Linked DNA regions of Homo sapiens: region 2 is linked to region 1. Evidence: chromatin loops called from intact Hi-C (ENCODE). Cell type or tissue: CD4-positive, alpha-beta T cell. All regions are shown on one strand. Each heading gives the region's core, and the rest is flanking DNA. Links, peaks and the distances in the headings are about the cores only. Region 1 holds the start of DIRC3 (disrupted in renal carcinoma 3). Region 2 has its middle 30 kb from the start of TNS1.

Region 1 (15,957 bases), core at 4,247-9,246:
TATGTGTCTTAGCCTATTAGTTAGATTAGACCAGTAATTCCCAATGAACTAAAACCAGAAAAAAAAAACTAAAAAAGATTGCCTTGATTTTTATTTTCAGTACTTTCAGCAGACTAAGTATTTGAATTGGCTCTCCTGCTTAATAGAATAAGAAAAGCTATATAACATTTTTCATCAACTTGAAGATATTTAGGTTGCTATCAAAACAGTGAAAAATGAGGACACCAAGATCCAGGAGGGGATCAAAGAGGTGAGCCTGGCATTTGGATCTGATTTTCTCCAGATGCATCAGCCCATTCTGGGAGACAGAAGTGGTGGACTGAGAAGCTGAGCATATTTTTTCTTTTAGGGGAGGGGGTTGGTTTTTTTACTACTTGGTGTTCTCTGAGCTTCTGGAACCTGTGGTGTGCTATCTGTTGCTAATTTGGGGAAATTCTTGACTATAATTTGTCCAAGTTCTCCCTCCTTTTCTCTTCCCTCCCCTCCCCTTTCCCTCTCTCTCATCTTCTGGGATTCCAATTACACATATGTTAGCCCACTGATATTATCCTACAGTTCTTAGATGCTTTGTTCTGTTTTTTCACAATTTATTGCCCTTTGTGTTTCAGTTTGAATAATTTCTACTACACTGTCATCAAGTTTACTGATTCTTCTCTCAGCTATGTTGAGTCTACTGACAAGCCCATCAAAGGCATTCTTCATTTCTGTTACTGTGTTTTCTATTTCTAGCATTTTTATTTGATTTTTCTAGTAGTTTCCATCTCTCTTTTGAAATTACCCATCTGATTATCCATGAAACAAAGTGGATTAATTTCAAAAACATATTGCTAAGTGAAAGTAAGCCAAACTGGAAATACTACATACTTAATGATTTCATTCACATGACATTCTGGAAAAGGCAAAACTATAAAGACAGAAAACATATCACTAGTTACTAGTTACTAAAGGAGGCAGGAGTGGATTGGCTACAAACAGGAATAAGGGAACTTTGGGGTGGTAAAATATATATTTTTATTAAACAAATGTATATACTAATAAAAATTTATAGACTGTACACTTAAAATGGTGAAATTTTACTGTATGCAAATTACATGTCAACAAACCTTATTTTGAAAAAAATAAAATGATAAAAATAAAATAAAGCCCTGCCATTACACATACTCCAGAAGAGATAAATTTTTTAAACTGGCCACACTAAGTGTTGTGAAGATATAGAACAATGAGAATCCTCTTACACTATTGGAGGATTGTAGATTCCTACGAGAACTTTGGGAAATTATTTGACAATATCAACTAAAATTGAACATATGCACGCCCCATGACCCCGCCATTCCCTTACTAGGATTATACCCAAAGCAAAATTCACAAAAATGAATGCCAAGAGACAAGTACAAAACTGTTTATAAGCCCTGATTCATCATAGCCAAAAACTGGAAACAGTCGCATATAATTGATAATTCAATGCACTCTACATTTCTATATACTAGTGTCGTATGCACTTTTCTAAACACATTTTGTGCTTGTTTTATACTTTATAAAAACGTATTCCATAGTTAAGTATGCAACGCCTTTCATGCTTGGCCCCTGCCCACCTCCACAGCCTAATTTCCTGTCCTATACAGTCTCATTCAGACAGACCATAGCCCCTCCCTCATTCTCCACGCCTTGGCACATTCTGTTCACACTATCTGGATAGTCTGCCATGTGTCCAACTTTGAAAATCGTCTTCCTCTACGTAGCAATCTTCATCTTCACTTCAAAGCCTAAATCAGATATTATCTCTTTCCAGATGCCTTCGTTGAACTCCCACTCCATACAACCTTCCCCCAACAAGGCTGCATTAGGTACTTCTAACTTAATTCCTCATAACACCCTATGCTTTAGGTCAGAGTTTATCAACCTCATCACTTTTGACATTTTGGGGTCAGATAATTCTTGATGTGAGGGGCTGTCTTGTGCATTTTTAGGAATTTTTTTTTGCATTCTCACCTTCTACTCAGTAGATGCCCATATTATGCCCCCTCCCCACCCCACACTGTGACAAATGGTCTCTGAGCAGCAAAACCACCTCTGGTTGAGAAGCACTGTTCTGGGGCTTTGGAGGAGGCTTCCTGTGCCTGAGTTCAGAAACAATTGAGATATCAGCCAAAAGTCAGGGAGATGAAAATCAAAACGTTAGTGATAGAGCTGAGTGGAGAATGTGGCTCTACCCTCCCATCCCGGAGACAAACGGTGCAGGATGACCAAGGGCCCCCACACAGGCAGGCCCCTCGGGGGTGGCAGAGAGGAGACTGGGATGCCAACGTCCTGGGTAGGGGCTGGCTGAGGGAAGGGGCAGATGGAAGGAGCTAGCCGATTTGCTGGATTTTTCCTTCCAACTCCCCAGCCCGACATGAAAAAGATGGTGCCGGGTGAGGAGAGAGGCCGGGGGATTACTCAAGAATCCTTCCAGAGGGAAAAAATGACGATGGCCCTAACACCGTGCCTCCGTCACAGCATTGGGGACATCATTGTTCCTGGCCTCTTGTCTGTCTCCTGCATGGACATGGAGGGTATGGACTGTGTCCTGTTCATCCCTGCATCCCCAGGGCTGGTCCAGGGCCTGGCTTGAGCTGGGAGTTCACTACATGTCCTTTCATTCTTCTAGTCCCCACCATTGCTGCTATTGCAGTGTGCCTGGGACCCTTAGAGCCCCACAGTATCTCCGGAGAAAGCCATCCCTCTGCCTCCTGTGTCCCCGGCTCAGGGACATCGCTCACCAAGGGAGCCTGATACGTGAAAGAAGTTCAAATGTTCTATCAACTGGGAAGGCCTGCGGCAGCAATGGGCACTTCCTCTGCACCACAGCCATCCGACCACAAGAGGGCGACATCCCCCTTCCAATGCCTCTACAGCCGCCATCCCTAAAACCAACAGCTCGACCCAGGACCAGAGCGGACATACGAAGGAGGTGGACCCCCTACTCCCCTTTCTAAAGGAAGGAGGGGGCCCTGCACTAGGTGATTGGCCTCATGGGCCACAGCTGGGCATCTGGCTGACTCAAGTTCTAGGCTTCTCCTTCCCCCAACCCGTCCCCTCGAGGTTCTCTCCTATTGAGCTAGGGACATCCCCAGCCTCTCCAGAGCCAGTGAGGTGACCACTCCCTGGTGCTATCCTGGGGGCTCCACCAGCCCTGGGCTGATCAGGAAGGCCCCATGCTGGCCCTCAGCTTCCCACCATCCCCACTTCTAAGTGGTGCTGCTACCTCTCAGGTCCTGCTTCCCTGTGCAGCCTGGATTCCTCCCAATGCAGCCCTTGTCCAGCTTCGTCTGCCTCTTGGGGGACTGTCCTAGACTCTCTGTCACTGGATCTTTGGACCAGCCAATACTATCAGTTGCCTCACCTGCTAAGGGCACAGTGAGACAGCTGGTCACCAGGATGTCACGGGCCCTGAGCCTCTTCTCTCTAAGGCCTGTCCTTGCTACCCCTCCTCTTGTCCCACTCTTCTCTGATCTCAATGACTTCTGCCATTGTGTACAAAATTGGTGGGTTCTTGGTACACTTGAAGCCGCAGACCCTAGCGGTGAGTGTTACACTTCTTAAACATGGTGTGTCCAGAGTTTGTTCCTTCTGATGTTCAGATGTGTCCTGAGTTTCTTCCAACTGGTGGGTTCGTGGTCTCACTGGCTTCAGAAGTGAAGCTGCAGACTTTTGCAGTGAGTGTTACAGTTCTTAAAGGCGGCGCATCTGGAGTTGTTCCTCCCTCCCGATGGGTTCATGGTCTCGCTGGCTTCAGGAGTGAAGCTGCAGACCTTCACAGTGGGTGTTACAGCTTATAAACGCGGTGCGGACTCAAAGAGTGAGCAGCAGCAAGATTTAGTGCAAAGAGCGAAAGAACAAAGCTTCCACAGTGTGGAAGCAGAGAGCGGGTTGCTGCTGCTGGCTAGGGCAGCCTGTTTTTATTCCCTTATCTGACCACCCCTCACCTACATCCTGCTGATTGGCCCATTTTACAGAGAGCTGATTGGTCCATTTTGACAGGGTGCTGATTGGTGCATTTACAATCCCTGAGCTAGACACAGAGTGCTGATTGGTGCATTTACAATCCTCTAGCTAGAAGTAAAAGTTCTCCAAGTCCCCACTAGATTAGCTAGACACAGCACTGATTGGTGCCTTTACAAACCTTGAGCTAGACACAGAGTGCTGATTGGTGTGTTTACAAACCTTGAGCTAGACAGAGTACTGATTGGTGTATTTATAATCCTTTAGCTAGACATAAAAGTTCTCCAAGTCCCCACCAGATAAGCTAGATACAGAGTGCTGATTGGTGCATCCACAAACCCTGAGCAAGGCACAGAGTGCTGATTGGTGCATATACAATCCTCCAGCTAGACATAAAAGTTCTCCAAGTCCCCACCTGACTCAGAAGCCCAGCTGGCTTCCCCTAGTGAATGCCGTGCCTGTGGGCAAAGCTGCCTGCCAGTCCCGTGCCCCACACCTGCACGCCTCAGTCCTTGGGCGGTCGATGGGACCGGGCACCACGGAGCAGGGGGCGGTGCCCGTCGGGGAGGCTTGGGCCCGGTGGGAGCGCAGGGAGGACGGGGGAGGCTCAGGCATGGTGGGCTGCAGGTCCCGAGCCCTGCCCCTCGGGGAGGCAGCTGAGACCCCGCGAGAATTGGAGCACAACACGGGCAGGCCAGCAGTGCTGGGGGACCCAGCGCACCCTCTGCAGCTGCTGGCCCAGGTGCTAAGCCCCCCACTGCCCAGGGCCAGCGGCACTGGCTGGTCGCTCCGAGTGCGGGCCCCCGCCCACCCAGAACTCACGCTGGCTCGCAAGCACAGCGCGCAGCCCTGGTTCCTGCCCGCGCCTCTCTCTCCACACCTCCCCACAAGCAGAGGGAGCCGGCTGCAGCCTTGGCCAGCCCAGAGTGGGGCTCCCACAGTGCAGGGGCAGGCTGAAGGGCTCCTCAAGCGCGGCCAGAGTGGGCGCCGAGGCCAAGGAGGTGCTGAGAGGGAGCGAGGGCTGCTAGCACGTTGTCACCTCTCACCATCTCAAGACCTGGACCCCAGCATGCTCCTACCCCCACACTATCTACACCATTCTGGATAAGCCCAAAGTCTTTGGAAGCAGATAGAGATGGATTTGAATCCTTATGCAGCACTTACTAACAGAGTTGTTACTTACCTTCTCCGAGCCTTGGTTTTCTAATCTGTGAAATGGGAGTGATCACGGCCACCATTTTGAGTTTTTTGTAAGTGACATCCTGTGCATCTCATGCAGGGCCCAACAGTATCATAGACAGCCAGTAAATGTTACTTGCCTCCCACCATGTCACATGAGCACTGTGCTCGGCATTCTATACACAGAATTGTGAATATCCACATAACTTTGTCAGCTAGTTATTACTGGCCCATTTTATAGACGAAGAAACTGAGGCAACAAGAGGTCAAATAATTTGTCCGGGATCACATAAGTGAGAAACTAGCAAAGCTGACACTTGGGCCCATATTGGATGGATGTGAAGGCAAATCCTGCTCTGCCTGGGCACTCTGCCCCCATGTTCTGCCTGCAGGTAAAAGAGAGTGTTTTACTGTCCTTGTTTTCTAATAGGCTTCTCAGTGCTTTGATCCTACCTCTGCAGAAGCACCCACTACCACTCCTTTTAGGGAAAAGAGGACTATTTACTTTTTAATTTTACTTTCAATCAGTCAGATTCAGTTCCACGTTCATAGAGACTTGGGGTAGTTCAGTGAAATCAGAGCCTGGGTGTCCTTGGAGAAAGGTTGATGTTCATGCTCACTCTTTTTGTGGGGGTCATTGACTCTGAAAAAGAGGGAAGTCTAATAACTGAGTCTGGGAAATAAAGATGCCTGCATTTCAGGTTCTCTGACCCAGATCCCGGAGGATGGGGAGCAGCTGTTTCCATCTCCGCAGGTGCTAGAACCTCTAGGAATGTAGTCACTTGGAAGGGGAGAAGCAAGAGTGAGTGGAATAGAACTTCCAGAGGTCAAATCACCCGAAAGGTCCAGTGGAGCTGAACACTGCACCGTCTGCCACAGGAGAGGCGCTCACCTGCCCTGCCAAGCAGCAGGCCGGCTGCAGGGGAATGGACAGGTTGGCCTTGCAGACTCAGCGAGCAAGCACTAGGGCATGGGCTATGCAGGGCTGTGAGAGGGCAGCCCAGAGACACCCAGGTCCCAAAGGCCCAAAGAACGGGACATGGGGGTTTTGAGAGGGGAAGGATCTTGCCTAGGCCCCGTTGTGTCCAGTGCCCCTTCTGCTGAGCCACACCCTGGAGCCCTGGAGCTCTCTGGCTCCTGCCACTGCTGACTGCCTGAGTGGTGGTCATTGAGAAATGATTGAGAAAATCTGGGCCAGGTCCAATCCGCCACGAGGGATGATTGATAATGGGAACAGAGACTGTGGGTCTCCGTCCTCACCGCTGTACTGAAGCTTTTAATAATCAGCCTGTCTCTAAGTACCTGAAGACTCTCGGCTTCCAGCTGTCTATTAATTGTGCCTCTCAGGCCCTTGGACAGTTGATTCAGCCTACTGCCCACTGTGACCGCTTCCAGGAAAGGCAATGAGTGGCTGCGGTTCCCAAGTTGGCCACTAGAGGGAGCCGTAGCCCGTGGCAGCTCTGCCTTAACTGGCGGGGGAGAAGAAAACCAAAGGGTCACAGAATCCCTGCCTGTATGGACATCCCAAAGTCCTCCCTTAGCTCTCCCCAGTCCAAGTTTAGGCCCCTCCTGTTTTCAGAAGTTCTTGAAAAGGGAGGTCCATCCTCCCCTGAGGACCACTGGCAGCAGCTCCTGCCGAAACCCTGCCTACAGGTGCCTCAGCGGGGTGGGGCCTTGGGGGAGGCTGCCTGGGAGACAGAAGGCAGATGAGATGGGAAACGGAGGGACAGAGAGGAGGGAAGGCAGAGGGCAAATGCAGACAGGATGGGCTGGAAGGGAGGAGGCGCTGAAAAGGGAGACGGGGGAGACTGGAAACAGGAGAGAGGAGACCCCAAGGGGGAAACCTCGAACTCAGCCTCCCCCACCTGCCCTTCCTGCCGGTCCCAAATACTCATCCAGAGGAGGGCCCGACTCCCTCCCTCCAGTGTCTGCTGTTGCTCCCGGCCTGCCCTGTTTACCTGGCCAGCCACGGTCTCCCAAACACCAATCCAGGATTTGGGGTTATTAGAGGCTGGGGAGGGTGAGATCCTGGAGCAGGAATCGGAGAAGAGGAAGCGCAGTGAGACGGCTGTAACCCAGCACCAGGCACACACAGAACGCTGACGCTGCCCTGAATTCCACCCAGCTGCGGCTCTCACCTGATCTCCACCTCTCTTATATCTGCTTGGGATAGAGTTCAGCTGTTTTTAGTCATCTGAAGGACTGTCATTCACAGAAGGCTTCTCCTTCCCCGGCTGACACCTGCTGATACTGCAGCAGGAATGATCCAGGTTAGGTATCAGAAGCTCCTTCCAAAAGGCTGCCCCAGGAGGGGGCTTCAGCTTTCTGGGACACATCTCCTTCCTTCCTGGCCTCTGTCCTCGCCATCCTGACGTCTACGCAGGAGAAACCTTGGCCAAAGTGACTAACGGAAGCAAAGAGTAAAGCCCAGGAAAACACGTCGATTGGGGTGGGTGGGGGTCAAGGTCTTCCGAGCTGTCTATACTTGCTGTGTCTCTACTTCCTATTCACTCATCAGTTCACCAACTCTACAAATCTCGTGAGACTTTCATGAGCCTGACGCTGTGCTAAGCCACTTCCTCAGCCTCCTGCCCCCTACTGATGCTGTCGCTCTTTTCCCAAAGAAAAGGACAAGGATGATTTCTTTGTGGCCAAATTCAGTGTCCTTCTTCTGGGGCTCACTAACTTTGATCCTAAGGTGGTGGCTGGACTGTTGACCAGCCATTCTTTCCTTCTAGAAAAGAAGAAAAGCTCCTTTCCCCATCAAAACACCACCCCTTCTAGGTCCTCCTCCTTCCTCTCTGAGACCTCTGTCTTCTTCACAGGACCTTCTCCTCCTCTCCTTCCCTTCTCCTTACACAGCAATGTTCCCCTGCTTCCACCCACGACTCTCCTCTGTCTACAGTACCTCTGTGTCAGGATGACTCACAGCCTGCAAAGGCACAGCAATATTCCTATGTCTCTATTTTCTACATCACACAACCCTCTCTGCAGCACTAGCAAGAAACTTTAGGTTGTATCTAACACTTGGAGCTTAGATAGCACCAAGGCCTGGAGACAGGCCCACCTGGTCATCCAGTCTGTTGTCCTCAGAGATGTCCACCGTCTAGTCTGGGTGGCCCTGTGAGTTAAGCTGCTCTTTCTGCAGTCTCTAGACTCCACACATGGAGCATAGAAAGCTCTGCCCTGCAGCCTCAGGCCTTGTCCTCTGTGCCCGAGATACAGGGGAATGGACAGATTGACCTTGCAGAGGAGTAAGCACGAGGACAGAGGCCATGCAGAGAGGCAGTCACCTCCCTGGAGATAATGTTGAGAACTCCATGCAGCCACCCACCCCAACCCCAGACCCTTTCTCATTCTCTTTCTCCAGTCCAAGGGGGGCATTTGAACTGACCCAACTTGAGTCACGAACTCATCCCTGGACCAGTCTGCAGTATGACTGGAGGAAGTGGTCAAGATATCTCAATACACTGACATGGCCCCTGGTACCCATCCCTACACATCCCCCCCTTCCCATGAAAGAGGGGGACTCAAGCTGTTCAGCTACCCCCTCCCCATATGGTATCTAATATAACTCTTAAATCTTTCCCTCCAGCACATGTTGGAGTATGAATCAGAAATTTCCAGTTGTTCCCAATACCCACTCTCCTCTCCTCCTTTACTAATAACTCCCCAGAAGTATGGCTGTACTCATGGCTGCAAGGTATAAAAATGGCATTTCCCAGCAGCTAGTTGAGGCCATGTGACAGTTCTGGCTATTGTGATCTGAGCAGAAACAATGTATATACTGTAAATGTACCACATCCTTAAAGAGAAGGGCACGCCCTCTCCTTCCTCTTTTCCTGCTTTTCACTGACTAGAATGCAGTTGTAATGGCAGGAGCTGGAGCAACCATAATGGACCACATATTGAGGATGGCAGGGCGATCAAATTGAAGGGCCCTGGGGTCCTGACTAATTTCATAGGGGAGAGCTATAATACAAGTAAGACAAAAACAAATGGCCACATTTAAGTGTTTGGTAATTCAAAGTCTTTGTTATAGAAGCTGCACTAATATTCTAACTGATACAGAGCTAAAGAGATCTTCAAGCCAGGTACAGTGGCTCACGCCTGTAATCTCAACACTTTGGGAGGCTGAGGCAGGAGGATCACTTGAGCTTGGGAGTTCAAGACCAGCCTGGGCAACCTAGCAAGACCTCATCTCTGCTACAAAAAAAAAAAAATTGAAAAAATTAGCTGGGCATCGTGACACACACCTGTAAGTCCCAGCTATTCAGGGGGCTGAGGTGGGACAATTTCTTGAGCCCAGGAGGACAAAGCTGCAGTGAGCTATGATTGCACCACTGCACTCCAGCCTGGGCAATGGAGCAAGACCCTGTCTCTATAAAAAACAAAAACAAGAGATCTTCAGTCCATTTCTATAGCACTTTCCAGCTATGAGATTTGGAGCAAACTACTTAATCCTTCTGAGCTTTCATTTTCTTAGCTGTCTGCCTATTTCCCACAATCATTTTATAAAATGAATGAAATAGCATTTAACAAAGCACCTAATATAACATTGACATATACTTGGGGTTCAGTTGATGTTGAAACTGACAGCCCAGTCATCTTTACAAAATACCAACCAGATCCCCTGCCCCCTTGATTCAGAATCTTCAAACATTCCCACTGCTCTAACTACAAACACCAAACCCTTCCTGTGGCCTGCAAAGCCCTGCCTAGCTTACCCAGCCTCTCTAGCCCAACCCTCCCCACCTCCCCCAACCCTCCCACCTCCCCAAACCCTCCCCACCTCCCCCTGGCTCCCTTTGCCCACACTGACCTTGCAGTCCCCTCACTCCCTCTACAAACATTGATCAAGGGTCTTCCACAGGCCAGACACTGTGCTGGGACTTCACACATACAGACCTGGAGCCTTGCTCTTGCAGACTTTACAGTCTAGTGAGGGAGAAAGAAAAAAAGAAGTTCACATAAATAAATAAGCATAGCTAACATTTACTGAGCACTTACTACCTGCCAGGTGCTGTCTGAGCTGTTTTTGCCTACATAAATTATCAACTCCTACAACCCTCTGAGTTAGGTGTTACTGTTATCACCCCACATTTTACAGATGTGGAAACAAGCACAGCAGGGTCAAGCAACTTGCCCAAGGTCACACAGCTAGTAGGCATGGAGCCAGAATTTGAACTCATGTAGTCTGACATCATAGCCTGTGCATTCAACCACGAGTCTGTCCTGCCTTCAAATTCATGTCAAATTACAACTGTGAAATGTGCTATCAAGGGAGTGTACGTGGGGTTCAGAGGCATGAAGACTCTCCTGCCCCTGGGCCTCGGCATGTGCTGTTCCCTCTGCCTGAAACACCCTTTCTTCCCTCTTTGCCTGACCAACTCCTGTTCACCCTTTGGATTCTGACATTCAGCACATGTCACTTCCTAAGGGACACCTTCTCTGCTCTCCCCAGAGCATCCAGATCCATTTAGAAACTCTTGCTCTATAAAGCACCCTTGCTCCAGTGCACGATCACACTGTGATTATATATTTGCTGATTCTTTATATGTTTTTCCTGATCCCACGAGACCCGGAGTGCCATGAGACAAACAAACACATTGTTGGTGCTCAGGGCCAAGTACAGTGCCTGTACATAGTAGGTGCTCAGTATGTGTCTTTCAAATCAGTTAATTAATTGGTTGATTGACTTACCCCAAGCTGGGCCTGCTGTCTCCAGAGCGCTAAAGCTCCGTTTCTCCTGGTGGTCTCTTGCTCTCCTCAAGGACTCCTACCCATGCCCCAGTGGCCTTGGCTCCTGATACCCTAAACCAGCCAGAATCCCCTGAGGGAGGGAGGGGTGATGGTTCAGCCAGGTCAGATTCTGCAAATGCAAGAGGGGCTGAGGGAGGGCCGGGGTGGGGAAATGACAACCTTACAGGCACCCCTTGGTTTCCCAGGGCCAGACCTGGGAAGGGGGTTTCCCAGAACCGATCTGGGAGTCAGGAAATGGAGCAGAGGTTAAGAGGAGGGGCCCAGAAGATGGACATCCTGTCTCGATGGCCAGAAATGATCTTTCAAACCCCATAAAAGCTGGAGCCATGGAGGCGGTTGTACCACCATCCCACACGCTGTGGTCTGGAGTCCAGAGCCGGCCAGATCAATATCATGTGAGAGGCTTTCTGCTCCAGCCTTTTCTGCTGCCAAGTGTCCCCAGAGGCCTAAGGAAATGGCGGAGAAGGCAAGAGCCACCAGAAAAGGAAAGGAAGCTCATGTTTCTCGATGCCCTGCAGGGCCAGCAGTAAGCTGAGCACCATGCTAGGTGCTGTGTGGTCATGCAGCCCTCCAGGATAGGTGTGACCCCATTTGACGGATAAGGAAACTTGGGCCCAGCCATGCCTATCCTCTTGGCTTGACCTGGATGAGGTGGTCTCCTGGCATGTGCCAGCAGCCATACCCAGGACAGAGCCTCGAAAGGGCCTTTTGCAGTCTCTGGGCCCAACATTTCCAGGTACAGGAGCTCACCCCTCCCAAAGCACCCCTTTCCATTTCAAGCATCTCCTCCCCGCTCTGGCCTCCCTGTGGCCCTCGTCTATTACATGGGGAGCCCAGAGAATGCTGACTGTTCCAGAGAGGAGGCCATCAAACATCGGAGGCCAGCATCCCATCTCAACCTCCCTGAAGCTCTTCTTCTCCAGGCCGAGGTCTCAGCTCCTTCAGGTGCTCCTTGAGGCCCTGACCCTTTTCTACCACACCCCAGCTTGCCCACATCCACATCCAGTGTGCACCAGGCCCCGCAGCTGATCTGATCTGCAGAGTTCATGGAGACATTCCCCTCCTTTGATCACGCCCTTCTGCTAACTAGTGTGGCAGGGGTCAGCTCACTGTGGGAGAAGCTCCCTGCCCCACTGATGACCCCATGACCCCTGGGACTGACTCATCAGTTAGCTGAACACCAGAATGCTTGGAGAGAAGGAGGTAGGAAAGCAGATGCCTGCATGGAGACGCAGCATATTCCGAGGGACTAGGTCTCTTGTGTACGTGTGTCTGTGTGTGTATGTATGGGCCTGTATGTCTGCATATCGTGTGTGTGTGCATCTGTGTGTCTCTGTGCATGTGTGTTCATGTGTGTGCATCTGTGTGTGCATGTGTATATGTGTGTCTGGTGTCTCTGTGTGTCCGTGTGTGTCTGCATGTCTTGTATGTGTGTGCATCTGTGTGTCTGTGTGCATGTGTTCATGTGTGTGTACATGTGTCTATGTGTGTGCCTGGGTATATGTGTGTCTGCGTGTCTCTGTGTGTCCATGTGTGAGTCTGCATGTTGTATGTGTGTGCATCTGTGTGTCTGCATGTGTGCTTGTGTGTGTGCATCTGTGTGTCTATGTGTGTGCATCTGTGTCTGTGGGCATGCGTTTGCACGTGTGTCTTTGTGTCTCTGTGTGCGCATGTGTGTCTGTGTCTCTGTGTGTACATATGTGTGTCTGCATGTCTTGTGTGTGTGCATCTGTGTGTCTGTGTGCATCTGTGTGGGCATGTGTATGCACGTGTGTCTGTGTGTCTCTGTGCACGTATGTGTGTCTGCATGTCTTGCGTGTGCTTCTGTGTGTGTGAGGGGATGTGTCTTTAGTCCTATACCTACTGTCAGTGTTTTTAGAATGGGCCATATCCTTCCCATGTTCTGACTGCTTGTAAATTACTAAGCACTAATAAATAGGCATTTTCACCAACTAACAGGGAAAATCCCAGTAAAACCAGTTTCTTAAAAGAGGACGGCAGACTTTCATTTCACCACCCCCACCACCCAGGAGGTATTGTGAAGCCTGTGGAGCTGAAATGAAGCAGCCTGCAAAGCCTCTTCCAGGCGTCCCCTCCCACCCAGCTCCGCAGGCCCTGGAGGTGAGTCCCATGAAGATATGGCCACGGCTCCTCCCCTCTTAGCCCACAGGATGCAGGAGGAGGGACATTTGAGGCCTGGAATTTTTAAAATACCAGTGGCCTCCACTCCAGATGGGAGGGGATGGCATCCTCCCACCCCAAAAAAGCGAGGCGGGATCTAAGCCAGTCCAGAGGGGACTTCTTCCCACTGTGACTTCCTCCGCTCCTCAGCTCCCCACCAGTCCAAGCACAGGTGCCCATGGGCCTACACACACACCCCTGATCTAGAAGAAGCCAATCTGAGGAGAGGGCTCCTAGTGGCTTTCAGCCTGGGCTGCACATAGAGTTGCCCAGGAGTGATTAAAATTCCCACTGCCTAGGCTGGACCTCAGACTGACCCACTCCGAATCTCTGGGGTGGGGCCCAGGCTTCAGCACTTTCCAGCAGAGCTTGAGGACAAGAGAGAGCCTGATAGCCGCCATCCCTCTGCCCCTCCTGTGCCCCCGTTGATGTTCCTGCCTCTTCCAAGGCTGGACTCTCTTCACACCCTGCACGCCTGGTGCAACCAGAGTTATCCTGCTCATCAGGACCAGCACTGGTCCCTACCTGGCCTCGGCCAGCCCCAGGCAGCAGAGATTCCAGAATCTCATCAATAAGGCAGGCCCCCAAGGTGAGGTCTAGGACTGCTTCTCTCCCATGGAGACCCAAACTGGGTCCTCACGTTTCAGGTGGTGTTGAGGCAGAGCCCGGGGCTGAGCATGTCAGCCTGGCCTAGTCCCAGCATGAGATACACACACAAGCAGCTCAAACTTCAGCACTTACGCAGATTTCCTGGGGATGTGGCTAACATGAAGATTCTGATCTGCAGGCCTAGGGTGAGGCCAAAGGTCCTGTCTTTCCTGTAAGCACCAAGTGATGTCGATGCCGATGGTACAGGGGCCACACTCTGCATAGAAAATGCAAAGGCGACTGGGAGCGGTGGCTCACGCCTGTAACCCCAGGACTTTAGGAGACTGAGACGGGTGGATCACCTGAGGTCTGGAGTTCGAGACCAGCCTGGCCAACGTGGTGAAACCCCATCTCTACTAAAAATACAAAAATTAGCCGGGAGTGGTGGCGTGTGCCTGTAATACCAGCTACTCAGAAGGCTGAGGCAAAAGAATCACTTGAACCCGGGAGGCGGAGGTTGCAGTGAACCGAGATCGCACCACTGCACTCCAGCCTCCTGGGTGACGGAGTGAGATTCTGTCTCGAAAGAAAAAAAGAAAAGAAAGAAAGAAAAGAAAAGAAAAAAAGAAAGAAAGAAAATGCAAAGGTCCTTTGGGTATTCTGTGTGATAATGTGTGTCAGAAGAGCTGCCCTTCCTCAACCAGAGCCCTCCACTGCTGCCCCATCCACTTCCTCCTCCTTGAGGCACCAAGAGCACAGCCACCTCACTGCTGAGTCCCCTGAAAGGCCAGCTGCATCAGCTCGGCTCACAGGCCGTAGCTTGTCTCTCTCATCAGACACTCCTCCCCTGTACCAGGCCCACCCCTGAGGTACCTACATCCCTCTGCAGCTGGCCAGTGTCAGGGGATGACCTCCTGACCTCCCCCATCACACACCCAGGAGCCCTGGTCCACACCCTGGGAAGCCAGCCTACAGTCTAGCCCGTGACCCCCTATCTGACCAGTGACATCAGTTTGGCTTCCCACTTGCCCATGGCTCATCAGAGTCTGTCTCTCCCCTCAGAAGCCAGCCCTGAGAGCAGAGAAAGAGGCAAGAGCTAGGAAGAGCCTGGCTGAGAAGTCAGCTCACCTGGGTTCGTAGCCTGGCTGGGCCACTTACCCCAACTCTGTGATTTTGAGTAAGTGTCTTCACCTCTTTGAACTCCAGTTTCTTCAACTGTGAAATGAGGACAAGGATAGCCCTTACCTCTCAGGTGCACGTGCGTGAGAAATGATACCCAAGTGCTTAGCACAGGCTCTCTGGCACGTAGCAGGTGTTGGCTGAGTGCCAGCCTTCACCGGTGGTGGTGATGCTGAGTACAAGTTCTGCCAGCTAGAAACTGTGTGACCTCTCAGAGCCTCGGTTTCCTTACTTGTCCCTGTGTATAACAGCGCCTACCTCATGGGTTTGTTGGGATGACTCAGCATGACGATACCTAACAGAGAGCAGGGTGCAAGACATGTTCAGTCTCCACCTTGGACAGGGTCTGAGTTTCCTGTGTCTTGTATCCCTCATAGCAACAGATTTCAAAGTATGATCCGGGGACCCCAGGGGTCCCTGAGACCCTTTCAGGAGTGTTGAGGTCAAAACCATTTTCATAATGCTATTAAGCCATTATTTGACTTTTTTTTGCTCATTTTCCCACAAGTATACAGTGTTTTCCAGAGGCCCATGATGGGTGATATTGCAACAGATTGTATGCAGAAGCTTATATAAGAATCCAGCTATCTCCTGCTAAGCCAGACATGATTAGGCCTTTAAAAACTGCAAAGCACATGGTGGCTCACGCCTGTTATCCCAGCACTTTGGGAGGCCAAGGAGAGAGGATTGCTTGAGCCCGGGAGTTCGAGACCAGCCTGAGCAGCATAGTGAAACCTCTTTTGTACAAAAAAAAAAATTAAAAAATTAGCCAGGTGTGGTGGCGCACACCTGTGGTCCCAGCTCCTTGGGGGCTGAGGTGGGAGGATCACTTGAACCCAGGAGGTGGAGGCTAGTCATAGCGAGCTATGATTGTGCCACTACACTCCAGCCTGGGCGACAGAGCAAGACCCCGTCTCAAAAATAATAATAATAATAATGCAAAGCAAAGTCACCTTCTCACCCAGTGCTTTTTGTTTTAGAAAATATTATTTCTCACAAAAATGCTCTCTATATTAACATGTGATGAATTTATCACTATGGAAGTGAATTAAGTATTTTTAATGTTCTCAGTTTTAATTTATACTA
Region 2 (15,957 bases), core at 7,099-12,098, 250 kb after region 1:
GAGCATGATAGCCTGGGGCCCAGCTTGCTGCCTCCTTCTAGGTGCTTGGGTCACCCCTACCCACCCCTCCCATGCTACCTCTGACTCCCTGGACCAAAGGCCCTGGACCTCTTCATGCCTCAAAGCCCTGCAGCAGCTACAAGAATGCACCTCGCAGACCTTCTGCTGCAGGAAGCAGAAATGACGAGGGCCCCAGCTGCATACTTTATTTATTTTATTTTATTTTTTGAGACAGAGTCTTGCTCTGTCACCCAGGGTGGAGTGCAGTGGCATGATCTCATCTCACTGCAACCTCTGCCTCCCAGTTTCAAGACAGTCTCCTGCCTCAGCCTCCCGAGTTGTTGGTATGACAGGCGTGCACCACCATGCCCAGCTAACTTTTTGTGTTTTTAGTAGAGACTGGGTTTTACCATCCTGGCCAGGCTGGTCTCGAACTCCTGCCCTCAGGTGATCTGCCCACCTCGGCCTCCCAAAGTGCTGGTATTACAGGTATGAGCCTGTAATCTCCTGGCCTGGCTACATACTTTAAAATCCATTGCTGTGTTTGCTGAGGCCAGACCCCCCCACAGGCTTGTCCCTGCCATTGGCAGAGTGCAGTGGTGATACTAAGGCAGATCCCTGCCTGGGAGACAGGGGATTTCTTTCTTTTTTTTTTTAATTTCTGTTATTTAGAGATCCCCCAGATTGGAATGCAATGGTGCAATCATAGCTCACTGCAGCCTCAAACTCCTGGGCTCAAGTGAGCCTCCTGTCTCAGCCTGCCGGGTGGCTGGGAATACAGGTGTGATCACCCCACTGGCACTAGGGACGGTCTTTCTAGATCAACTCCACCTCCATGGTTCCCTGTTGGCTTTGCCGAACTCCTCTCGGAGTGCAATGAGGCTAGGACGCATCCTCCAGGCCTCTTTTCCTCTCTCCTTCCCTTGGGGTCAGGTTACATTGCGGTGTGAGGCTCTCCCAGCCTCCCCTAGCCCTTTCATTTCAAAATCAGGCATTTCCCCTAGTAAAATCCTCCATTCAGTCCCATCTTGTTTCTCAGAGGAGTTAAACTAAATCCCTTAGATAATGACACCACCAGGAATAACATCTTGATTAAGAGCTGTCAATATGTCCCACACTATACTAAATGCTTTTAGGACAGTGGAGGAAACCAAGGCACAGAGAGGTTACATAAGATCTTCATCAACACACAGCCTTTAAGTAGCCAAGCCCAAGTGGAACTCAGTGTAAGCTCGAAGGCCGCTTGTACACCTACTCCCTTACACTATAACACAGATGCCAGCCATCCCTACCGCCTGCCTTTTGGGGGAAGAAAGAGGGTAGAAAAGTGACTTGAGGCTCCCGAGGAGTGGACGAGACAGACTCACAAGAAGACACAGATGGAACACGAGAGTGACAGAAGGAGAGAAAGGAGGCAGACAGGAGACCAGAGGAGACCAGGAGCCTGCTCTGGGCCCGAGAATCCTGACCCTGCAAGTGAAAGCTCCTCTACCTCCCCAGGGCAGGCCAGGTTGGAATATTGGGCCCAAGGAAGCAGTAGAGAAAGGAAAAGGTGGCTGTAGGGCACTTTCCCACCCAACCACTTCTGGCCATCCTTGACCAAACACTCCGTATCCCTACCTCCCTCCAGCCCTTTTCCCACCCACCGCGTATGTCAGGAGGCTGCGCCACAGGTGCCCTTTGCAGCACCCAGATCAGGAGACTCCAGTCCCACTCTTCCCTCCTCTCCTTCCCCTCCAAACCCTCAAGGGCAGGGCAGACATGCCTGGCCTGGGTCTAAGGTCCCAAGAAAGCCAGGCCTGTCCCTTGCCCATCCCCCATGGGAATGACGTCTGGGTTGGCAGCAGGTGAAACTGAGCCAAGAGGACATGGCGGAGGGCCAGCCACACGAGGTGAGCTCTTGGCTCAGATACTGGCCTGGTGGGCTCAAGTTCTTGGGGCTACTGGCTGGGGTGTTGAGGGCTTGGTGGAGGGGAAGTCAGGGAGGAGGAAGGGCAGCCGGCTTCTGGGGGCCCACGAAGGGAGGAGAGACTTTACGGCAAACACAATACCTGTACCGCACCCCACCCCACAAACACACACACACACACGCTCATTCTTGTTTGGCCCAGCCATGTGAGGACACCCACCAGCTGCTCCAGTCACCCTACACCCCCCTGTCGTCTTCCACCCTGAGCCAGGGATAGTTTAAATCATCGGTCCCTCTCTGGGGGGCCTTTCAGGGACTCCACGGCCTACACGATAAGTGTAAAGCCCAAACTCTTCAGCTTGGCATTCAAGGCCCTTTGCATGTAGACTCACCTCGTTCCCAGCTTCTGATCCTGCCTCTCCCCCGACCCTACTCTGCACCCACACTTAACCACTCCACTCCCTGAAGGGGCCACATGCTTCTAGCACCTCTGCACCTGACTGAAATGGCCTTGCCCCTCCCTCTGGGAAGGTGAACTCCTGCTGAAACTTTTAAGAACTTGTTCAAAGTGTCGCCTCCTCTGGGAGGGCTTTCCAGACTGTCCCAAGCAGAACAGGTCAGTCCCTGCTCTAGAAACAGGTGACAGCCCTCGGCACATTGTCTCAGGGTGATGTGTTGGACCCTCTGCCTCCCGCACTGACTTCCCAGAAGAGGTTGGGGTAGAGATGTCATGTGTATGCATGGGGCTTGGCAGAGGTGAGGGGACGGTGGGAGTGGAGGGTGGATAGGGAAAGAGAAGGTGGCAGATGAGTGGAGGAAGAGATGAGCAGAAAGGCAGAGGGGCTGAAAGGTGAGCAGACAGGTGAGGATTCAGAGGCTTCCCCAGTGCATAGCCAGCATCCACCCAGAGGCTCCAGGCCAGAGGCCCTGCAGACTGCAGGCTGGGCCAGAGGACTCTAAGGAATCAGGATACTCTCCAGGCCACACTGGACCCCTCTCAATTTCAGCCATGGCAGGAAGAGGTGGGTAAAGTAGGATTTGGTGGCAACGCTCAGAAGTTCCTGGGAAAGGATGCTGGTAGGAAGGCCCAGACAAGCTGGCCTGGAGGACACCGCTTTCCAGCATCCTGGTGACTGCCACCTCTGCCAGCCCCAGCTGGTCACCAGGCTCTAAAGTCTTTTCTCATGCTCTTCAAACCTCAAAAAGTCCTTCTGTCAGTTGACTTCACCTGACCCTGCACACATTCTTATCTGACTTCCAGCCATGCATGAGCTGGCCCCCACTGGCCTTACTCCACCCCCCATTCCCACACCTGCACCCTCCTGCTGGGTGCCCAGAGAAGCTCAGGCCCAGATGGGCCCAGGGGAGACCTCTATTTCCCAGACAGAACAGCTCCACCCCGTACAGCAGGCCACCCGGGCCTATCACCACCATCCTCTTGCACTTGCCCTATCTGCATTCTCTCTCCTGTCTGTGGGGTCTCTACCTGTCCACCTCTCACCATTCATCCAGCCATCCCTTGGGCAACCTTTATTGAGTATCCAGATGTCACAGGTTCTTTGCTAAGTGCCTGGGATACCAGGTTCACTAAAGCTTGGCACTGGCCTGAAAACCCTGGCTCATGGGCTTACTGGGGAGGCACACTTTAAACAGACAGCAGCAGAAGCACCCAGCACTCTCATATCTCAGGCCAGAAAAGGACCCTAGAGCTTGGGGTCTTCCATCCCCTATCCTTGGGGTAGATTTGCAGCTTCCTGCTCTGGGCTTTACAGCTACTCAGGCTGGGAGGCAGAAGGGCTGGCCAAAAGCACCAGGCTGGGGTCTTGGGGGTGGAGGTGAATTTAAAAATCAGAGCTGGGACAGTCAGCAAGGGGACCTGGCCCCTAAGCATAGCCTGGGTCCCCTTTCCTCCCCACTACTTGGCCTCTCTGAAGATGGCAGCCTATACTTCCCACTCACAGGCTGCGGCCCCTCTGGGGTCTGCCTTAGCTTGCCTGCCCTTGGCACCAGGCTCTGTCCCAGTGCCAGGAGCCCTGGGCAAGTTCATACATCAAACGAGGAGGCAGTGGCTGGCTTCTTTCCCTTCCGGAAATAGCAAACAAATAGAGGGTGCAGCCCTATCTTCAGCCTCACGCCCTCCTGCCCCTGCTAGGGACTCAGGCCTGCCCCCAGAGAGTGAGTAAGACTTAGAGAGGTGATCGGTGGACCCCCACCCACCCCACTCCAATGCAGGACTCCAGAGCTTCTTTCTCCTTTCCCTCCTGAGGCACAAGGCCGGGGGGCAAGTGAATTGAGAAGAATCATTACAAAGGGACATAAGAGGATGCTAGAGAATCTTCTCCCATCCCCAAGGCATCCCTCACCCCCATCAAGGTGCTGAAGTTCTCCCTTCATTGAATGATTCCTTTGATTCCGAGACACGTGGGTCTTCCAGAGACATCATCAAAATGGAGGGACACATATACCAAACAGAAATCTGGCTTCATGATCTTCAAAACACATGCATGAAAGTGTTCTTAGCAGTGCTACTCACAGTAGCCCAAAACTAGAAATGACTCGAACGCCTGTCAATAGCAGAATGGATAAATGGACAGCGTGTCTTCACACAGTGGGACGCTGTCCAGCAATGAGAAGGAACGCTCAAGACCACACCCAGGAATATAGATAAAGTTCACAACCATGATATTGAGCACAAAAGAATACATATGATGTGCTCCACTGATTACAAGTGCCATTCATTTATTAGACATTCTAGAACAAGTAACTCCCTGTGGTTAGAAGTCGGGATTGCGCACTGCCCTCCAAGGGGGATTAGTGACTGGAAGGGGCAGGAGGCACATTCTGAGAGCTGTCACTGTTCTGTTTCTAGACTCTGCATGCCAAGTATGTGAGTACGTGCGTGTGTTCAGTCAGTGGGAAGTTTGTACACTTTTCTGTGTTTAGGAAATATTTCAACACACTAATACAGACAAATGCCTTCACAGCCACCCTCTCTGTGAGATGAGAGGGGTTATTTTCAACTTCCTCCTGCTCCTCGTCCACATCCAAGCCATCTCCATGTCCAGTCCTTTCTCCCAAGTTAGTCATGGCCCCACTCAGCCCTCTCCCTGGCTGACCGTCTCTAACTCTGACCACCGGGCACCTCCCTGCCTGCCCTGCCTCCCAGGCACCTTGCTTTGACTCTCTCCCTCCCAATCCATATACACACAGCATGTGTGCTAGGGCTCCCGGGGAGCCAGGAGCAGCCAGGAAAGCCTTTGTCCACTTCTATAACAGGTCCCGGCTCTTCTCCATGCTGGGACCTTCAAGTCGGCTGCTCCAACCACCTGGAATGCTTCTTCCTCCCAGCTGCTCTTGCTTCAGCTCCTCATTCAGATGTCACTTCCTTCACCTTCCCGGTGCAATCCCTCTGGAATCCTCACCCATCACATCCTGAACTTAGCCTCCATAGCACTGTCTCCAGTCAGCTCAATGACTTGTTTGCAGTCTGTTCCATCTCTCCCACTGGATTGACAACCCCCTGAGGGCAAGGACCCGAGCTGTCTGCTTTCTGCCCTATCCCCAGCCCCAAGCTCCATGCCTGGCCTATAGCAGATGCTCAAAAATGCTTGAATCAGTGTTGAATAAATGAATGGCCAAGCGCATCTGGCTTACAGGCAGCCTCTGGGGAAAGCAAAAGTTGCATCTGGGGATGAAACCCTCACTTGTCTGGACCCAGGACTCCTGGGATGTGGTCCCAGCACTGAAACTCACTTCTAGTGTGACCTTGGGCAAGTCACACTGAGGACGCCCCCTCTGGTCTTCAGTGTGCTGTTTTGAAATACACGGGGTGGATAAATCAGGGCTATAGTGGGGCTTGAAGAAATATATGACATTGTGTATGTTTGCACAGTGGCTGTGTGTCTGTGTGTGTCAGTGTGTGTGTGAGACTGTGTGTAAGCGTGTGTGTATGCATGTATGCGTGAGCATGGGTATGAGTGTGTGAGCATAAGTATGAGTGTGTATGTGTGTGAGCATGTGTGTGAACTGTGTGTATGAGTGTATGTATGAGTGTGAGTGTGGGAGTGTATGTGTGTATGTGTGTGTATGTGAGTGAGCATGTGAGCATATGTGTGAGTGTATGTGTGTGTTTGTGAGTGTGTGAGCGTGTCTGTGTGTATGAGTGTGTGTGAGCATGTCTGTGTGTGTGTGTGTATGTGTTGTGTGAGCATGTCTATGAGTGTCTTGTGTGAGTGTGAATGTGTCTGTATGTGTGTGAGTGTGTCTGTGTGTATGAGTGTGAGTGTGTGAGCATGTCTGTGTGTGAGTGTATGAGTGTGTTGTGTGTGAGCGTGTATGAGTGTGTGAGTGTGTCTTTGTGTATGAGTGTGGGTGTGTGAGCATGTCTGTGTGTGAGTGTATGAGTGTGTGTTGTGTGTGAGCATGTCTGTGTGTGTATGAATGTCTTGTGTGAGTGTGTGAGTGCACCTGTGTGTATAAGTGTGTGTGTGCATGTGTGTATGAGCATGTCTGTGTGTGTGAGTGTATGAGTGTGTGTTGTGTGTGAGCAAGTCTGTGTGTATGAGTGTGTCTTGTGTGAGTGTGTGTGTGCCTGTGTGTATGAGTGTATGTGTGTGTCTGTGTGTGTGTGCACCTTCTCCCTAGCAAGAGCACCCATAGGTTACATCAGATTCTCAAAGGGATCTGTGTCCTCAAAAGGCTCAGAAGCACTAAGATCCTTTTCAGCTCTGGGGTCTCTGATTCTACATAACAAGAAAGAGAGGAAGAGGAGGTCATCCAACCCATGGGGGAGGGAGTCAGACCAGATCCTAGAACTTCCAAAAGGGTTGCAGGCCCCACAACAGGAATGCAGGGGAGGCTGCAGGACCAGGCCCCAGGAGAACGTCTAACCTCAGTAGTTCTCCGGGCTGAAAGAAGCAGAGCCCAGAAGAGCTGACTGCAGAAACGGAAGAGGCAACAGCAGCCAGGAGTCTCCTCCCCACTGCTCCCGCCCCATCCACAAGCACCCACTTGTCCTGGGATACAGCAGAGAGCAAGGAGGCACGACTGGCACCCGGAGATGCCCGCCAGGCCCCTTGGCACCCAGAAGGCTTGGCTGGAGGACTCAGGAGGGTGCCAAGCCCCAACCTCTTGCTCCTGAGGCTGACATGTGGGACCATAGGAGGGCTCAGGGTGTAGGGCAGTTGTGGGACCTAGAGAGGCCACCTGGGAGGGGCAGGGCCCACAGCTGCAGGCACTGACAACCCAGAGCTGGACTTGGAGGCTTAAGAGCCAAGGCATGCACCCTCTCAAAGCCAAGGGGAGGAGCAGGAGCCAAATGCTGGCCAGGGGAGAAAGAGGAGTGGGCAATGGGGCCTGGGGGACAAGGCAGTCCAGGAGAAGGAGGAGGACAGCCTGCTTGTGGAGGAGGAGGCAGCATGACAGGGGAAGGGGGCGATGTGGCCTGGGTAGGAGAGGGCTGTGCTGAGGGGACAGGAGAATAGCGAGGCTGGGTGTGGACACAGGCAGCAGGAGCTCAGGCTGTGGTCAAAGAGAGATGCTGGGCCTACGGCAGGGCCTGGGGCAGGAATGGGGGGTGTGTCTGCAGCAGGACTGGCAGTGGGTGCGCCCTGGCAGGCAGCCCAGATGTCTGGGTAGCCACTGACTCTTGGCTTTTGAGGGGATCAGCACCCAGGAGATGTTTATCTGCCCCAAGAACGAGGGTATCACCCCTCCTCTAGTGAGGCCCCAGGTGATGGGTGCAGGCTGCTCTTCCCTAAACCCCTGAAGGGGGGAGCCCCGAGCAGCAGCAACCCTCACTGGAGCCAGAGTCAGGGCACAGCAGCTGGGATGGAGCTTGATCCCCACAGACAGAGGAGGGAGGGAGTCACAGGCGAGCTCCAGGCTCTCTCCAGAGGCCGCTTAGAAACCAGCTCATCTGATGCAGACACTCGTCCCCATCCCTCTCCCTGCCACTGTCACACACCGGCACACACACCCTCCCCTCTTTCTCCCCTTGATCATCCACCTCCAGAGCCCCGGCTCCTCCCTCCATCACAGCCCCACTCCCTGTCCCTGTCCCTGCCCACCTTTACCTGGCCCAACAGGCACCTGCCCCATGTCAAAGCTGGCTGTGTGGGAGGTGGGGAGGCAGGGACACAGGGTGAAGAAAGAAGACCCACCAACAGCGAGTCCTGAGGTCACAGGGACCTAGAGAGGAGTTACCCATCCCTGGTGACCCCAAACACCTCCTCCTACTCTCCCAGGAAGAAACCAGCACCACACCTATCCCAGGCCTGATGGTTCCCTGGCAGACTCCTCCAGAGCAGACACCTGCCTCCCAGCTCAGACCTGTCCCCACTGCCAGGTCAGCTCCCCACTTGCTAGTCTCTGAGACTTACCCAGCACAGAGAAGGCAGGGGTGAGAGGCCAGCCTGTCCCCACCATCCTGGGGAAGTCCTTGCTCCAGTGGGGCCCCCACCCTCCTAACTCCAGAGTCCTCCTAAATGAAGGGACACTGCCAGAGCTGCCCCTTGGTCCAGCTCGAGGAAGATTAACTCTTTCCCTACCTTGCCCCAGCACTCCAGGCCTGCCCCTCCTGGGTGACTCCTAAACCAACCTCACCCAACCTATTTGCCCTTCTAGGGGTCAGGTCCTATATCACCCTCCTCCCAAGGGCACAAGAGACCCAGGGGAGCCCTCTACCCAACTGGAGGCCCCTTCACCCGGTCGTGGTCCTTCCTCCCCCTTGGTCCACCTGCCTTGCCGCACTTCCCAAGCAGACTAGCACCGTCCTGGGCTGGCTACTTAACCTGTGTCAGGTGCCCTGGGCTCTGCCAACCGCCAGCTCCCGACTCGGGGCGTCGTCCCTCACCCATTCCCGCAGCCCCTACCTGAAGCGGTAGCTGCCTTCTCTCTGCACAGGCCAAACCCCCGGACTCCCAGCACTCAGCCCGCGCCGAGACCCAGGGACTCCCCGGGGGCTGGGGACCGCAGAGTGGTCCGGGCCGCAGCTCTTCGCAGCACACCAGGCTCACAGTGCAGCCCATCCGGCCTGGCGCCCCGGCGGGCAGGGGCGGAGACGCGGGAGCCCCAGAAGCCGGCCCGCCCCCAGCCCTTGCGACAGCTCAGCCCAGAGCGCCTGCGACATTGGCAGGCGAGCAGCAACGACCCCAGCCTGGCCCCGACAGAGTCCCTGCCTTTATGTCCAGCAGCGACAGGAGCCCCCACTGTGGGGCCTGATAAGGGTCTGCAATACAGGTCCCGAACACAGCCAGTGAGGAAGCCCACCTCAGGGAGGGGAGAAGGGAGGGCGGCAGTGGTGGAGTCCTTGGGACAGGGACTTCAGACAGTCTGACTTGGGGGGCAAGGTGAGAAACACACCAAGAACGTGACAGAGGGACAGGGAGAAGATAAAGGCAGACAATGAGGAAGAGGCAGAGATGAGGGACAGAGATGGGGGAAGCAGCCTCCGCATGGGGGATATAGGTGCAGGACGGAGCCGAGGATAGAAACCCTCGGGCATCCGTTGTGCTGGTTTTTAGATGCGGTTCCTGGGGTTTGTGAAAACAGCCGTCCTCCCAGGCCCCTGCTCCACTTCCCTAATACTAGCCCCTGGAGCAGCCGAGCCTGGAGAAACGAGGACCCGGCATGGAAAGACCCCAGGCTCAAGGAGGCAGAGCACAGCCAGGGTGGGGGACCCCAGCCCACCGGGGAAACCCGCCCGGCCCATTGCTGCGCACAGGATCTCACTGGTGGTCTCACATCCATCCTTTTGGGAATGGGATCAGGCCTGGGGGGTCGGCACTGATGACCAGCACTCAGGGGGACCGCCTCAGCTGACTGAGGTGGAGACAGGAAGGAGGAGCGTGGTGGGGCCCTCGACCTCCCCTCCCCACTCTGGAGCGCTGCCTCACAGCCCAACCAAGCGACACGGAAGAGACAACCACAGGAATAGCAGCTGCGGAGCTCCATGGCCTCCCTGTGCCCCCTGGTGGCGAGAAGGAAGAAAAGCAAGAGCAGGTGCTGAAAACGAAAAGGAAACTAGCAGCAGTCCCAGCTACCACAATGGATCAGCCCCCATTTGGCCAACAGGTGACTCTACCCCAGGTGGGCCTGAGAGGACCCATCCCCCATCTCACCATTCTGCCCCAGCGCCCTGGATCCTGCCTCTACCACTTCTTCCCTGCGCAGTCACTAGGGACGGACTCTGGCAGCAGAGCCGCGCTGTCGTGCCCCAGCCAGCCAGGCTCTCCTGGGTGAGTAGCAGGGAGACCCCTGGAACTTACGGGGATAGAAGGAGTGTGATGCCAGGAGCCAGGGGAGGAAAATGCCTGGCAGAGACGAGGGAGAGGAGGAGACACATGGAGCCGTTCATGGATTTCACACAGGATCTGGGCTGGAAGGGGCTGCCGAGACCATCAGTCCAATCTTTGGTCTACAGGTGGGGAAACTGAGGCTCAAGGAAGGTGAGTGATTTGCCCGAGATCACACAGTGAGTGTGTAGCCAGGCCAGGATGGAGACCCAGGTCTCTGGGCTCCTGACCCCGTCCTCCCTGAATCCCATGCCCCAGCCACCTCCCTCATTTACCTCCGTTTCCCTCTCCCCTTCCCTCCACTGTGTCCCACTGCTGTACCACTGCCACGCCACCCCAAACTCCAGCAGCCACAGCCCGGGAGGCAGGACACCTGGGTTTTCCGCTCCATGCCTGGTCTTGACTCTAGGATCTCAGAATAAGGCCACCTGCTCTCAGGGCCACAGTGTCCCCGTCTGGGCCCCAGGATCCATTGGGAGGAGAAGAGGATGAGATCCCCCAGGAGAGAGGCAGTATTAAAACCAGGCACCCTGCTCCCCCCACACACGCAGCATCTGCTCAGCTCCAGCCTTGGGGCCGCGCTTTACTTCTGCAACCTCTCCTCAAAGAACACACATTTCCATTCAGCTGGGGCCCAGGAAAAGATGAGTGGGTGTCTCGAGGAGGATGAGTACCCGGGTGAGGCTGGGGGCCCTCCATGGGGAACATGGGGACACTCCCAGCCTAGTGTCCACATGGCATGAACCCTCACGGGGCTGCTCACACCAAGTCAGGGCCCAGAACACAGGCCCTGTGGGCACACACACCTGAGTTCAAATCCTGGGAACCTCTGTGATGCTGGATAAAAGACTTACCCTCTCTGTGCCCCAGGTTCCCCTCTAGCCTCCCAGGGTTATGTGGGGATTGAATGGGACAAAGATATTAAACAATTAGCACAGTGTCGTCGCCCAGGGACTGCTCAATCGGTGGAGGCCACACCATCATCTTCACACCCTGGCCTACAAAATAGAGCTGGGATTTTCCCTTGCTGTGTGGCCAGATATAAGTCTTTCCCTCTCTGGACTTTACACAAAGGAGGCTCTGCATCCTCCTTTGTGTAAGGAGAGAGTTGGGCAGTGAGACTCAGGGTTCTTCCTGGGCTCACAGTCCAAGTCACAAGGAATCACATTATCTAGCATCCTACGACTGGGTTAAATTAAAACAGGGGGTGAGAACGAGTGAGTCTAGAAGTCTAACTCTATAAAAGGGACCACAGTTCCAATTTGAACCAACAGTTGAGTTAAGGATGCTGCTAAAGTCAGCCACTGGGTGGCCTAACGGATCTCTTAGATGACGTAAAACTTTGGGTTTGATGTGACAGAACCAACACTCCCTCAAGTTACCCACAGAAGCTACTGGCTGTGAAATCCTAATTACAGCATAATGCTGCCAAGTGAAAGGGGTAGACATAAGCAAGGAGAAATTAAGAGAGGTAAGAGATTCACCACGATGAGGAGTCTTCTTCAGTGTTTTGGGGAAAGCTGTCCACAGCGTGAAGTCATCAACTTCTCACTCTGGTTTGCAGTTTAAATATCTCTGGTTATGGCATCAGGTATTTTGGTGAAACTCTGTGTGGCACGCACATCAGGCATGAAGGTTTTCCCTTGAAATGTACACTAAGTTGCCCAGCTCCAGCTTATAAGGCTTCAGGAACAGAGCAGTTCTTGTTCTTTGTAATTCCATGGGAGAAAATTGGATTGGAGGAATCTAGAAGGAATCAAGATCCAGTCCAGTCTACAGGTAGATAATAAACTGAGGCTGGGTGCAGTGGCTCAAGCCTGTAATCCCAGCACTTTGGGAGGCTGAGGCGGGCGGATCACTTGAGGTCAGGAGTTCGAGACCAGCCTGACCAACATAGTGAAACCCCATCTCTACTAAAAATACAAAAAATTAGCCGGGCGTGGTGGCAGGCGCCTGTAACCTCAGCTACTTGGGAGGCTGAGGCAGAAGAATCCCTTGAACCCAGGAGGCGGAGGTTGCAGTGAGTGGAGATAGCACCACTGCACTCCAGCCTGGGCAATAGTGCAAAACTCAGTCTCAAAAAAAAAAAAGATAATAAACTGAAAAACAATGAGCAGGGCTACAATCTAATAACAGGCACACTATAATTTTTCTTCCGAAACATAATTTTTCTCTCTACATTCACTCTCATTTCTACCAAAGATAATCAAAGTAAGACTAATTTGTTTGCAAAATAAGTTTAGCCTCATCAAACACAGCCTGACTAATTAAATAAATGCAGCAAACATAGCAATTGACCACAGAGGTTTTCTTTTAAAGCTTGCTTTGTTGGAACTTTTGATAGGAAATCTCAAATTGGATTTTTTAAAACCTCTTGAGGCTAGAAAGCCAAACCAAGGCAGACTTCAGACTTCACCAGCAATACCTATAGATTCCTTCTCTGGACATTTTCAAATATGACATCCCAGTCAATGCCCTAGTAATATACCCAATACTGTCAATATATCCTGTTATAAAGAGAACCGATTCCTATAGAACAGAAGCAAATCACTATATTACCATACCAACAAGAATACTCACAAATAGTTTCTGAATTCTGGAAGGATCCTATGTGGAGAAAAAGTAAGTGTTTCCACTTTTGTTCACAAAAGTACATTTGGCCAAATTTCTGTAATCTATAGATAGTTTAAAAGAAAAAAACAGTTTCCTAAACTATGGCAAACAAAATATTTAAAGAACCAGCAAAGTTTCAAATAAAAATTCATAAAAAACATTATCCTCCTCAGTTCATTTAACCTCATGTAATTACTTTGTTCTTCTTGATCTTGGTTAAGTTTCATGATAGCGTCAGTCTCTTCCTTAGAGTTATGGAAATTCTTACCCAGTCCAATGGTATGATCTTAAAGTTATCAAAAACCTTTCCATGAAAGTTATCAGAGTCCTTTCCATGAATCTCCTTGAACACATAACACCTTAGAATTACAGCTGCTTGAATAAAAAAAAAAGTTTTCAGAAAAACACCAGAAAAAAAAGCAATTATTTGTGGACAATATGTCTTGAAATGGCCATAGTTAAACATCTTATTTGTGTTTATTATGATGATGCAACTAAGAAGGAAATTTGGGCATCAGAGACATAGACAGAGCTGAGTTTGCTTTTGCAAAGTGCTCCATCAGTAAAAATGCACAGTTTTGGGTGATTCATGGTGAATCTGTTTTCATTTTAATCATTACATATTCATTTTAAATTAAATTAACAAAAGTGAATTGATTTAAAGAATATTACACTTCAGCAGACATGGCCAAAATGTGAAAGGTGGTTTAGAGATGATGGAAGTTTGGAAGACCCCAAATTAGATGATCATGTTATCAGTGAAGAGTGCCCTCAGCGGCTAGTAACAAAAATCTGACTCCCAGTGGCTTAAAAACATAGCGGGTGAGGGGTTTTTGGTGGTATTATTTTACACATAACATTTGCTAATGTTGGTTGGGGGCTCAGTAACTTCCAAGGCTGACTACCCTCTTTCCGATTCATTTGCCCTTTTCCTCATGGCCCCATGATGGTTGCTGCAGCTCTAGCAGTCACAAGCAAAAGGAAAGAAAAGGGAGAGAGGGTGCCAAGCAGTGTCTTTCTTTCTCTTTGGTAGGAAAAGCGAGGGCTTTCCCAGAGCTTGCAGCAGTCTTCTCCTTGACCTTCATTAGCAAAAATCATATCCTTGGCCACCACTAGGTGTAAAGAAGTCTGGGAGAGTGGGCAATCGGTTGCATAACTGGTTTAGACCATCCTCATCCAATGGAGGTTCTATCGGTGAGTAAGGAAGGGGCATCACAGCAAGATAAACCAACATCGGTAAAAGCAAACTGAGAGTGGCTACTGTCTCTTTAAACTTCCTGTCACTATTTATACATGAAAAGAGAACCCAGCAGGAGAGTATGATCTACCTTTAAAAATAGGCTTGCCAGTGGCAGAATTGTAGGCATCTGTGGCATGATAAATTTGACATTTGTGGTAGGGCAAGATTTACACTACCATTAGAGGATGGTTGGGAAGGAACAATGGCAGGCAGACCAGGTGGGCTGTGTGTTCGGGCATACCTGTGGTATGAGTGTGTGACCAAAAGCAATAGACAATGAATTGTGGTGGTGACACATGGTCCATGAATCACAGTAGAAATGTCTCCCATTATTTATTTCCACAACCGTTGATTGAGCACTTACTATAGTCCCTGAAAGAGAACACAAAGATGAATGGAAGAGGATTCTTGCTCACAGGCTGGGGGAGGGTGGACTTGTAAACACATCACTGCAGTATAGTAGGGTTCATGTTATAATGGAGAATTGATGAAGGTGCCAGAAGACTCAAGCCAGGGAACAGACATTAGCTGCTGGGGGAAGCTAAGGCAGGTTCCCAGAGAAGCCGTTCTCCATTACTGAGATGGGGGGAGCAGTGACCTTGACCCCAGCTCTTCCATTCATGGACTGCCCCAGCTCTATGGTCTCTCTGCTAACCATCCAGACTCTGGGAGTGGCCTATGCCCCCAGCCTCAGAGCCATTTAAATCAACTGGTCATTGGCACTGGTTGTGCAAAAGAGTAGCTAGCAGCAAAGGAGCGTTCATTTTCCCATCAAATCCCCACCAGACTACCTCAAAGCAGCCTGAAAAGTAAGTAAAGATTGTGTGCCTGTTGTCCAAACGCAGCTCAAGTGCAGTCTTCCACCTCCTTCCCACTGGATTGCCCCCAATTTGCTCCTAGAGAGGACTCCTTCTGAAGTCTCTGCTGTAAAGTCAAATCCTTCCCCCTTTATTCTTATCAGACAGTTGCAAGCTTTCACAGGTGATCTACCAGGGAATTTAGGAATAAACAAATGGAAATAAATTCAAGAAAAGGAAAAGAATAAAAGTGATCATCCATAGAGTGGAAAATTCAGATAATGGATCCTCAACCCCAGCTTCACACCTGGGACCCCCGCTTGGTCATATGGACCCTGGCAGTCTCTAATCACAAGTCTGTGATCCCTTGACTTAACTGTTCTTCTCCAGATGTAGACATGGTTGGGACTCAGAAGGGAGGTGTCGTCTGACTTGGTTTCCCTATTTCACCTTACTCATCAAGTGCCCTCTAACTGTTAAGTCACTCTGATCTCTGAGCTGTGGCTCCTACGGTTGGACACACCTGGCTGGGGCCTCAGGAAGGAAGCCACCTTTGCTTGCTAGGATTTTCTTTGGGGTAGGACAGCTTGGCTTGACTTTATTTTAGAAAACGTGTTCATTTCTGTGGGACCTGAGGATTTCTGATAAACTGGTTGCCCTCCTCCTGCCTTATGACCATGTACTAAACTCTGACTTCATACCTGGAGGCAGGTGAAGAGGAGGCCACAGCCTCTTCCTCCCCTCTTTTTATACCTTGCCCTTTTGTGGGAAGAGGCTGACAGTTTTCCAATTTGATGTTTATTGCTTTGCCCTAAGATTTTGTCTTTGGTGAAAATGCAAATACTGGTAGGGACGGAACATACTAAAATGTGTGTATCTGAGTGGACTTATCATAGATCCTCAGGTCTGGCAGCAAATAAAAGGTGGACGACTCTGTCCCTCGATTTGCAGATGAGAAGACTGAAATCTATAGGGGTACGAGACCCCACTCAAGGTCACGAGACTTATTAATGGTAGAATCAGGATAGAATGAGAACTAGATGCTGGATGTCCTTACTAGATGCTGGATGTCCTTACAACCAATCTGAATAGCTTTCCAAAGTC

What was found. A loop is a pair of places that touch in the nucleus more often than their neighbours do. Peaks named below come from ENCODE experiments on the same cell type or tissue, not always from the same donor. Only the 100,000 strongest peaks of a DNase experiment are listed, where the experiment ranks them.
Region 2: it touches region 1 in a loop (8-fold over the local background); 86 of 110 quality-filtered maps call a loop at or near these places.

The regions. Positions count from the first base shown.
Region 1 is chr2:217,782,786-217,798,742 of GRCh38, forward strand. DIRC3 (disrupted in renal carcinoma 3) reads right to left here and starts at 7,658. Exons shown (of 13, transcript NR_186301.1): 1 at 7,299-7,658. RefSeq lists enhancers at 2,661-2,955, 2,781-2,830, 13,505-14,005. In CD4-positive, alpha-beta T cell, for the core only: CTCF peaks have their summits at 6,581 (motif pointing right) and 6,783; DNase peaks (open chromatin) are centred at 6,606, 7,170 and 7,696; H3K4me3 peaks cover 1,442 bases; H3K27ac peaks cover 527 bases.
Region 2 is chr2:218,025,039-218,040,995 of GRCh38, forward strand. It overlaps a transcript of TNS1 not described here and a transcript of RUFY4 not described here. Among named protein-coding and RNA genes, the nearest start is that of TNS1, 30 kb to the left of the region's middle. RefSeq lists enhancers at 320-1,235, 6,611-7,167, 9,286-9,819, 9,820-10,352, 11,208-11,297 and a silencer at 10,146-10,195. In CD4-positive, alpha-beta T cell, for the core only: a CTCF peak has its summit at 9,906 (motif pointing left); a DNase peak (open chromatin) is centred at 9,813; H3K4me3 peaks cover 1,287 bases.